Linked DNA regions of Homo sapiens: region 1 is linked to region 2. The links are chromatin loops, found by intact Hi-C in ENCODE. Cell type or tissue: B cell. All regions are shown on one strand. Region 1 overlaps ACTG2 (actin gamma 2, smooth muscle). Region 2 has its middle 28 kb from the start of BOLA3.

Region 1 (5,000 bases), 210 kb after region 2:
GAGTTTGAGGCATGAGAATCACTTGAACCTAGGAGGCGGAGGTTGCAGTGAGCTGAGATCGCACTACTGCACTCCAGCCTGGGTGACAGAGTGAGACTTCATCTCAAAAAAAAAAAAAAAAAAAAGTCATGGGAGGCTGAGGCAGGAGAATCGTTTGAACGTGGGAGACAGAGGTTGCAATGAGCCGAGATCACGCTACTGCACTCCAGCCTGGTGACAGAGCAAGGCTCCGTCTCAAAAAAAAAAAAAAAAAAAAGTCGAAAAAAGATGTTTTTCTATTACTGTCACTACAAAAAAAGTAAAAATGGCTTTAAAAATTAAAAAGTTTATAAGGTAAAAAACATTACAGTAAGCTAAGGTTAATTTATTATTGAAGAAAGAATAATATATATATATACATATTTTTTGAGACGGAGTCTCGCTCTGTCACACAGGCTGGAGGGCAGTGGCGTGATCTTGGCTCACTGCAACCTCTGCCTCCCAGGTTCAAGTGACTCTTCTGCCTCAGCCTCCCAAGTAGCTGGGATTACAGGTGCCTGACACCACGTCCAACTAATTTTTGTATTTTTAGTAGAGACGGGGTTTCACCGTGTTGGCCAGGCTGGTCTGGAACTCCTGACCTCAGGTGATCCGCCCACCTCAGCCTCACAAAGTGCTGGGATTTCAGGTGTGAGCCACTGTGCCTGGCCAAGAATAATATTTTTATAAATGTAGTACAGCCGATGTGTACAGTGTTTATAGTCTACAGTAGTACACAGTAACATTTTAGGTCTTCACATTTTCTCACTACTCACTCACTAACCCACCCAGAGCAACTTCTAGTCTTGCAAGCTCCATTCATGTAAGTGCCCTACACAGGTGTACCATTTTTTATCTTTGATATTATATTTTCACTGTAACTTTTCTATGTTTCAATATGTTTAGCTATACAAATACCTAACCATTCTGTTACAGTTCCCTACAGTATTAATTATAGTTAAATGCTATACTGTCTGTAGCCTGGAAGCAATAGGCCACGCCATACAGCCGGGGCATGTAGTAGGCTACAGCGTCTAGGTTTGTGCAAGTACACTCTCTGATGTTCCCACAGTGACAAAGTCACCTAATGACACACATTTCTCGGAACGTATCCCTGTCATTAAGCAATGTGTAACTGCACTTACATTTCCACCACCACAGGTTCTACTCTTTCTGCTTCATGAAGCAGAAACATTCCAGTATTGTTGGAATGTGTGTATGTGTAGAAGCTCCTGGAATTATTACTGTGAGGGAAACAGTTCTTGCTGGATGTTTTTTCCAACTATACCAGCTAGGCTCACATCTGGCATTCCACATGGGCATTCTCACCTATTATCCCTAAGAAAGATTTTGCCTGGACTTCAGCTGTCCATTTGATTCTTCTGAGCAGGAGCCTCTGCCAGACCCCAGCTTTTCCCTACCTCCCCTGAAGTCAGAAAAGGAATGGATTACAGGATTACTCACCTGTCGTGCGGCCAGAGGCATAGAGGGAGAGCACAGCTTGAATGGCGACGTACATGGCAGGGACATTGAAGGTTTCAAACATGATCTTAAAGGACAATGAAGAATAAAAGATTATTTGGCAAAAATCACAGCACTTCTTGGCCTGTAGAATGGTTTGTAATCTCATTAAGGGCAGGAACTATGCCAGTTTGATAGTTCATTATTCCACACCCACTCCCCCAGGGCCTGGCATGGACCACAGACATAGCAGGTCCTCAGAGAGTTCTGTTGCACTGATGTTTGAAGGGGAGAAAGTATCTGGCCAAGCATCCATGTTGCATTCTTATGCCAGTGTTCAAGTCTTCCTGGCTTCTTACCTGGGTCATCTTTTCCCTGTTGGCCTTGGGATTTAGGGGAGCCTCTGTGAGCAGGGTGGGGTGCTCTTCAGGTGCTACACGCAGCTCATTGTAGAAGGAGTGGTGCCAGATCTAGTGGAGACAAAAGCCATATGAGCCTGGCAGACTCCCAATGGCTGGAAAATTCTCATTGACATTCCCATGCTGGGAGAGTGTGGCACCATGTTACACAGGATGGGATGGATCTGGAGAGGAGAATGGTCAGCCCTGGAAATTTCTGATTGACATTTAAAGGGTATACTCCTTCTCAACAGGGCCCCAGGTAGGACTCAGACCTGGAACCAGTATTTTCTATGTGTTCATTATTTCCATTTGACCTTCCCTCCTCTTCACTCTCCTACAGTCTCTCCCCTGCCTTTGTGCACTGAGTGATGCAAGGCACATTGTATCACTCAAGTGTTCATTGCTTTCTGGCTTCTGGCTATATTTGGCTGATAGAAGATTCCTGCAAGAGGCTGGAAAGTAGGAGGGCAAAAGAAGTCAGGGTCTATCTCCTGACAATGGCGTGGCCCTCCATGAGCACAGTTCCTGTTGGGCAGCCCCTCTTTCAGAGCTCAAGCTCTCACTAAGCTCCAATGACACTGCCCTCGTCACCTGACCCCTTCATGTTTAGGGGTGTGAGAGCTCCCTCTGTTGCTGGCTCTTGGGTGCCTCGACATCCCTTTGTAGTTGCCTTAACCCTATGCACATTTCTGTAGGACATTCATTTAACCAGTTGTAAAACCCCAGCTGAGTATACACTGTCAAACAATTTCAAAACCGCAGCTGAGTGTACACTATCTCCTGCTGAGAATCTGACAGAGGCACTTGGGCTCAATTTTCACTGGCTATTATTGGCCAGGCTGGTGCTTTAAAGCAGGGTTTCTCAATCGCAGCTCTATGACATTTTAGGTTGGATAATTCTTTGTTGTGGAGGGCCGACCAGTATCCCTGGTCTCCACCCACTGGATGCTAGCAGCAGTTTTCCAGTTGTGACAATAAAAAATGTCTGCAGACATTGCCAAATGTCCTTTGGGAAGCAAAATCATCCTGGTTAAGAACCACCGCTTAGCCTGGGCAACACACTGTGGGCCTGTCTCTACAAAAAGATAAAAAATTAGCCAGGCATGGTAGCGCCTGCCTGTAATCTCAGCTACTCAGGAGGCTGGGGCAGGAGGATCGCTTGAGCCCAGGAGGTCAAGGCTGCAGTGAGCTGTGATCATGGCACTGCACTCCAGCCTGGGCAACAGAGCAAAACCCTGTCTCAAAAATAAAAAAGAACCACTGTTTTAGAGGAAGTTAATTTCTTCCTGTGTCCAGTTCCTTCTTCAGTGATCAAGTACGACCAAAAAGGAGTCTTTCAGAGGGATTGGGCAAAGTGTAGCAGGGACATGGGGCTTTGGTTTCCTCAGAGGTGAGGCACAGGGTCATTTGATGCCATTGGACCCATGTATTTATGGACCGCCAGGTTTGTGCTAAGACGGTGGTAAGTGTGATGAGGGCAGATATGAATCAGACATGGCACCCTATTCTCAGTTGCAAAGTCCAGAGGGGAGAGAGACGTTTAAAAAAGACCAAAACAAACAAAAAGAAAAACACAAGCCACATTTTAAGTGAAAGAAGAGGTAGGAGTAATTCATTATCTGAGGGATTTAAATGGGCCTTGAGGGCAAAAGAAGGTCTCCAGAGGCTGCTGCAAAAGGCATCCGAGGCAGAGGGAATGGCACAGGCAGAGGCCCTGGACTGTGAGCATTGCACAGGAGCCTGAAGGACAGCAACTGGTCTTAAGGAGGGGACCCCATGCTACTTAAAATGTGCTTCCTCAAGGCCCTGTCTCAGAGTCACCTGGGATCATCTGACCCACTGAACCAGAATCCTTGGGTGTTGGGCTCAAGCATCTGCACTTGATTTTGGTTTCTTTTTTGGAGTTTTTATACCTTAAAAGTTAAAGATGTTGATAATTTTTAAAGTTAGAAAAATATTTTTAAGGTCGAGTGTGGTGACTTATGCCTGTAATCCCAGCACTTTGGGGAGCTGAGACAGGCAGATTGCTTGAGCCCAGGGGTTGGAGACCAGCCTGGGTAACAAAGTGAGACCCTGTCTCTACAAAAAATTAAAAAATCAACTGGATGTGGTGTGCACCTCTGTTCCCAGCTACACCGGAGACAGAGGCAAGAGGATTCCTTGAGCCCAGGAGGCCAAGACCACAGTGAGTTATGACTGCACCACTGCACTCCGGCCTGGGCGACAGAGGAAGATCCTAGCTCAAAATTTTTATGTATTTATTTATTTATTTATTTTTTATTTTTTATTTTGAGATGGAGTCTTGCTCTGTCGCCCAGGCTGGAGTACAGTGGCGCCATCTCGGCTCACTGCAAGCTCCGCCTCCCGGGTTCACGGCATTCTCCTGCGTCAGCCTCCCGAGTAGCTGGGACTACGGGTGCCCACCACCACACCTGGCTAATTTTTTGTATTTTTAGTAGAGATGTGGTTTCACCGTGTTAGCCAGGATGGTCTCAATCTCCTGACCTCGTGATCCACCCGCCTCCGCCTCCCAAAGTGCTGGGATTACAGGCGTGAGCCACCGCGCCCGGCCAAAATTTTTTTTAATGGAATAAAAATCTCCCCTATGTCCATCACCTAACAACAAACAGTTAACATTTTGGCTTTTTTCTTTTTCCTAACCTTTGTCTTTATGTATTTTTAAATTTATTACTATCATTATTTATTTCATATTCTTTTATTTATTATATTATTATACTATGTTCAAATTTGTTTTTATAACAAATTATTTTACTTTTCATAATAAATATTTATTTTTGATAAACTTAAACTTTTGAAAATGCTTATATAACATTTTATCATATACTATCATATATTTAATCACATTACTATTCATGGTGTCTTTGATTTTTGGTTATAAATAATCCTATGATAGTTATCTTTGTGCATATTGCAATTTATTTTTTGTATTCAGGATGTTTTCCAAAGAAGAAGATTCTAAAAGTGGAATGACTGGGCTAAAGAACATAGCAATTGGAAGACTTTCTGATTTCTGTTATTAACAAATAGGCTAAACCAATCTTTACTTCAGAATAAAAAAGTGGCTGTTTTACCCCATTCTTAACTGAATTCAGTGCTCTC
Region 2 (5,000 bases):
GTGAGCCTGCCTTCAACCTCAGGCAGCTAGACTTCAAATTTCTGGGCCTCTTGTTTTTCTATATTTTTGTCTGAATTTTGTTAATTTGTGACTCAAACTGGCTGTATCTCCCATTTGAAGATTTCTTTTGTACATGTTTTTCATTTTTGTTATGCCATTTCTTTGATCCATCTCCATCTGTATTTATTTCATTGACTTTCTCTTGTAGTTTTTTCCTTTTCAGTTGAGGTGGAAGACTGCCAACATCCTCTGGGGTTACACCCCTTACACTACAGACTTTTTTCTTTGAGATGGAGTCTCACTCTGTCACCCAGGTTGGAGTGCAGTGGCATGATCTCAGCTTACTGCAACCTCCACCTCCCAGGTCCAAGCGATTCTCCCATCTCAGCCTCCCAAGTAGCTGGGATTACAGGTGTGCACCACCACATCTGGTTAATTTTTGTATTTTTGGTAGAGATGGGGTTTCACCATGTTGTCCAGGCTGGTCTGAAACTCCTGACCTCGACTGATCCACCTGCCTCAGACTCCCAATATGCTGGGATGATTACTGGTGTGAACCACTGTGCCCAGCCTACATTATAGACTTTTGAAGCAGCCAATATTGGGTTTGATAACGAGCTCATTAAACCAATCAGTTCCTTTTGCTGCTTTGGAGCTTTATTTATACATTTTTATGAACAGCCAGAAGTTTCCTTTCAATTTGCCACCACAGCTGACCCTGGTTTGCCTTCTCCTCAGAAATCTGAAAGACTATTATCAAGCACCTTATTGGCAGAGTGTAGTCCTCAGATGTCTCCAGGAGGCTCACACTCTGACTTGAAAGTTTTTATTACCAGCTGTGACATTTTTCTGATCATTGATTCAGTTGCCTTTACTATTCTCTCCAAGCATCTCCTATTGATTGCTATCACCTGTTGCCCAATCGCTACATATGTCTTCACTGATTCTCTCATTCTCACTATCCTCTTTCCCTCTATCTCTTGTATTTTCTGGAAGTTGTTGGAACTATTAGGATGGTAAAATTCCTGCAGCTCAGTGTCAAATTTCTTGAATTGATGAGTAATTCAATTCTCATTGAGTAGTCTGCCGTCTTCTGCCATTGGTGATGTTTTCGCAGCTTGGTGGTGTGCCTTTTTCAACATCGACTTTTAAAAACGTGTTTTTAAAACATATGGCATTTTCTCAAAATACTGATGTGCTCAGCAGCCTTTTTATAATCTCAATTGTCTTTTACTTGCCTCAAGTTGCTTCCATCAAGTCTCTGTCGGTGGTTGTGCCTTCTGGGCATCATGAAAGTGAGATTTCCTCTCCTGCTTTTGGTTTTGAACATGCCCTTGTAACTCCACGGTGATCTGAAAGTTCAAGACCTCAAAGAAGATAACTTAATGCTGCCTAGCGTGATCACTCATTTTGTTCACAGGGAGGGAAGGAGAGTTTTACGTAATGTATTCTTTCTCCTTCCAGTTCCTTTTAGGTTGGCATGTCTTTAAAAGATTCCTGAGTTGTTTTGTATAGCTGAGTTCAATCTCAGTCCTTTCCTTGGCAGATATGATGAATTTCTCAAGACTATCGATTTTCTAAGTTGTCAAACTGATCCCAGAGTTCTGGGTCCAGGCAGGCAAGTGGGTCCCACTCGGCCACGCCCTTGCCTCCTGAGCTCCTAGTGGCCGCCGCCCCGCTCCTTGGGCTCCTCAGCCGCTCCTCCTTCCGGTCCCTCCTCAACAAGATGGCCGGAAGAACCCGCGACGACGCCTGCAGGGCCGCCTGCCTTGGGTACTTGAACGTGTGAATAACCGGCCATTCGCGACTCCAGCGGCCCAGGCACACGTTCCCCCCGGGTAGGTGTGTGGAGCGGCCGGGGCGTAGCCACGGCACCAGCCCAGGAGGGAAAGACGGAGAGGTACGGACGTCGCCCGCCATCTCTCCGGAAGCTCCTGCCGGGCTGGGACCCCGGCGGAAAGTCTTGCCGAGAGGTCGCCCCCTGCCGCCGTGGAGGCCGTCGGCCAGAGCGACCGGAGGCGGAGTTTGCAGCCTGGCAAGGAGAATGGAGCGCTCCGGGGTTGGGCGGGCGGGGGAGCCGGGAGCCGGGCGCCTAGAATGGAGTTCCCCCGGGAGGAGCCCGAAGCAGCGTCCTTCCGGGAGCACCCAGGGAAGAACCTGGAGGTCCAACCTGTGGGCTCTTAAGAGAAGGGAGGCGGCCTATCGAAAGTCCTAGAGGCCCGAGGTAACAGGGCTTCAGGGGCCACTAGTACGTCTTTCCTGCTGACACCTCAGGCCTGTAACAGAAAACAGAAGCACCCAAGGAATGTCAAAAGGCCACAGGAATAAGTTTGAAGGGGCTGCCGTTGGTTGAATTTTGTATAATTTGACAAGTATTTAAAACATTCAATTAAAAAGAATCCATGGGTTCATATTACCACAACTACTACACTAATATTAATATAAAAGGAGAGAGAAGTAAAGATGCTTTTTCAAAACAGTAGAATGACAACCAATAAATATAGGAATTATAAAATTGGAAATCCACCATTTTGCAGCAATCGTGGTAATAATTGATTCAGCCAAGAATCACCAGTGGAAGCTGAAACTATTAGGTGAAAGACTGGGAATAGGTTATTCACACAGTCTTAAAGTAACACCTCCTGGATTACTTATTAATTATAAAGGGGAAATTTTTCAGGCAATGGAGACATTTGCTGGACATTGCCTTAGCCAAAAGTCAAACTTAGCATTTCCAGTAATAGGACAAACTGAGACTGTGTGCCTCCTGGTGTGAGGAACAGGAAGAACACACATCATCTGGGTAGTATTTCTAATAGGCTCAACCTGATTAATGAAGAAACAATCAGACAAATCAAAATTGAGGAACATTCTGCAAAGCAATTGACTTGAGTTCTTAAAAGATGGCAATATCTTTTTTTTTTTTTTTTTTGAGATAGAGTCTCACTCTGTCTCCCAGGCTGAAGTGCAGTGGTGCGATCTCGGCTCACTGCAACCTCCGCCTCCCCGGTTCAAGCAATTCTCCTGCCTCAGCCTCCGAAGTATCTGGGATTACAGGCACGTGACACCATACCCAGCTAATTTTTGGATTTTTAGTAGAGCCAGGGTTTCACTATGTTGGCCAGGGTGGTCTCAAACTCCTGACCTCAAGTGATCCCGCCTCAGCCTCCCAAAGTGCTGGGATTACAGGCGTGAGCCACCGCACCCAGCCAAAAGTTGGCAATATTGTGAAAGAACAAAGTGATAGGGCAGCAGTCTGCAGATCAAAGAAGGGTCAAGAAACTACAACTTACATGCATGGTGTGATTCTGGACTGGATCTTGGTTTGAGTCTTGGTTTAGGAGGAAAACACAATTATAAGAGACATTATTGCAAAAGTTGGATAAATTTGAATATGAACTCAATATTAGATAATATATCAGTTTCCTGGGTGCAATAATTTTATGTAGTTATGAAGGAGAATGACTGTTCTTAGGACATACAGACAAAAGTATTTACAGGAGAAGTGTCTTGATGTCTGCAACAAATTCCCAAATGGTTCATATATATGTGTTATATATATGTTTATATATATGTAAATGTAAATATATGTGTGTGTGTATGTGTATTCAGAGAGAAAAGCAAATACAATGTGACTTTTGAACAATGTCAGTTAAGCATTCTGACTAACCCACATATACATTTTGACTCCCCAAAAACTTTACTAATAGGCTACTGTTGACCAGAAGCCTTACTGATAATATAGTTATTTTGTATGTTATATGTATTATATACTGTATTCTTACAATAAAGTAAGCCAGAGAAAAGAAAATATTAAGAAAATCGTAATGAAAATACATTTACAGTACCGTACTGTGCTTACTGATACTGTAAGTTTCAATTGTCTTTTTAAGATGAATCGTCTGTCTGAAATGGTGGGCAACTGCAGCTGCAGACCTCAATCCATGGTACATATCAAGCAATTCAACTTGTTCTTGTAATGTCATGACTTGACTTTGCTTCTCGGGAGCACTTCCACCATTACTAGAGGCACTACGTGTGGGTGCCATGGTGTTATTCAAGATTTACAGCGTTGTGCTAAACACAATGAAAGACACGTGAAAACCACAAGAGATCACTTTTTACTATAGTATGCAATTTACTGGTGATAGTATCTGCTCTCGTGGAGATGATTAGCGTCACAGGTGTTTAAAGCAGGTACTTGGTTTTTATCAATTTTAATTTTTTATAATAGATTTGTGGGTCGGGTGCAGTGGCTCATGCCTGTAATCCCAGCACTTTGGGAGACTGAGGTGGGTGGATCACGAGGTCAGGAGTTCGAGACCAGCCTGGCCAACATGGTGAAACCCCGTCACTACTAAAAATACAAAAATTAGCTGGGTGTGGTGGTGGGTGCCTGTAATCCCAGCTACTCAGGAGGCTGAGGCAGGAGAATCATTTGAATCCGGGAGGCAGAGGTTGCAGTGAGCCAAGATTGTGTCATTGCGTTCCAGCCTGGGCGACAGGGCATGACTCCGTTATAAAAAAATATATATAATAGATTTTGTGTATTTTATGGTAGAACATGATAAAATAGACTAATATCTACCTGTATTTTATGCATTCTTGACAAACCAGTGTTGCTCAAGGGACAACTGTATGACAAAAATGCTAAAAAATGGTGAATCTAGGTGAAGAGTATGTGGGTGCTCATTGTACCATTTGTGCAAATTTTCTATAAATTTGACATTTTTTAGGATCAAAAGGTCTGTAATCCCATGCATGCCTGTGGTCCCAGGTACTCAGGAGGTTGAGGGAGGAGGATCACTTGAGCCTCACAGGAGGCAGAGGCTGCAGTGAGTCAAGATCGCACCACTGCACTCCAGCCTGGGAGAAAGTAAGACCTTGTCTTTAAAAAATAATAAAATAGGCCGGGCATGGTGGCTCATGCCTGTAATTCCAGCACTTTGGGAGGCTGAAGCAGGTGGATCACCTGAGGTCAGGAGTTCAAGGCCAGCCTG

Evidence for each region. Peaks named below come from ENCODE experiments on the same cell type or tissue, not always from the same donor. Only the 100,000 strongest peaks of a DNase experiment are listed, where the experiment ranks them.
Region 1: it touches region 2 in a loop (12-fold over the local background); 2 of 110 quality-filtered maps call a loop at or near these places.

What each region holds. Positions count from the first base shown.
Region 1 is chr2:73,905,622-73,910,621 of GRCh38, reverse strand. It overlaps ACTG2 (actin gamma 2, smooth muscle), which reads right to left. Exons shown (of 9, transcript NM_001615.4): 4 at 1,839-1,949; 5 at 1,483-1,567. Among named protein-coding and RNA genes, the nearest start is that of ACTG2, 15 kb to the right of the region's middle. In B cell, a CTCF peak has its summit at 2,523; a DNase peak (open chromatin) is centred at 2,471.
Region 2 is chr2:74,117,285-74,122,284 of GRCh38, reverse strand. It overlaps a transcript of TET3 not described here and the pseudogene FNBP1P1. Among named protein-coding and RNA genes, the nearest start is that of BOLA3, 28 kb to the left of the region's middle. RefSeq lists an enhancer at 1,656-2,015. In B cell, CTCF peaks have their summits at 1,762 and 1,962 (motif pointing left); a DNase peak (open chromatin) is centred at 1,844; H3K4me3 peaks cover 1,352 bases; H3K27ac peaks cover 576 bases.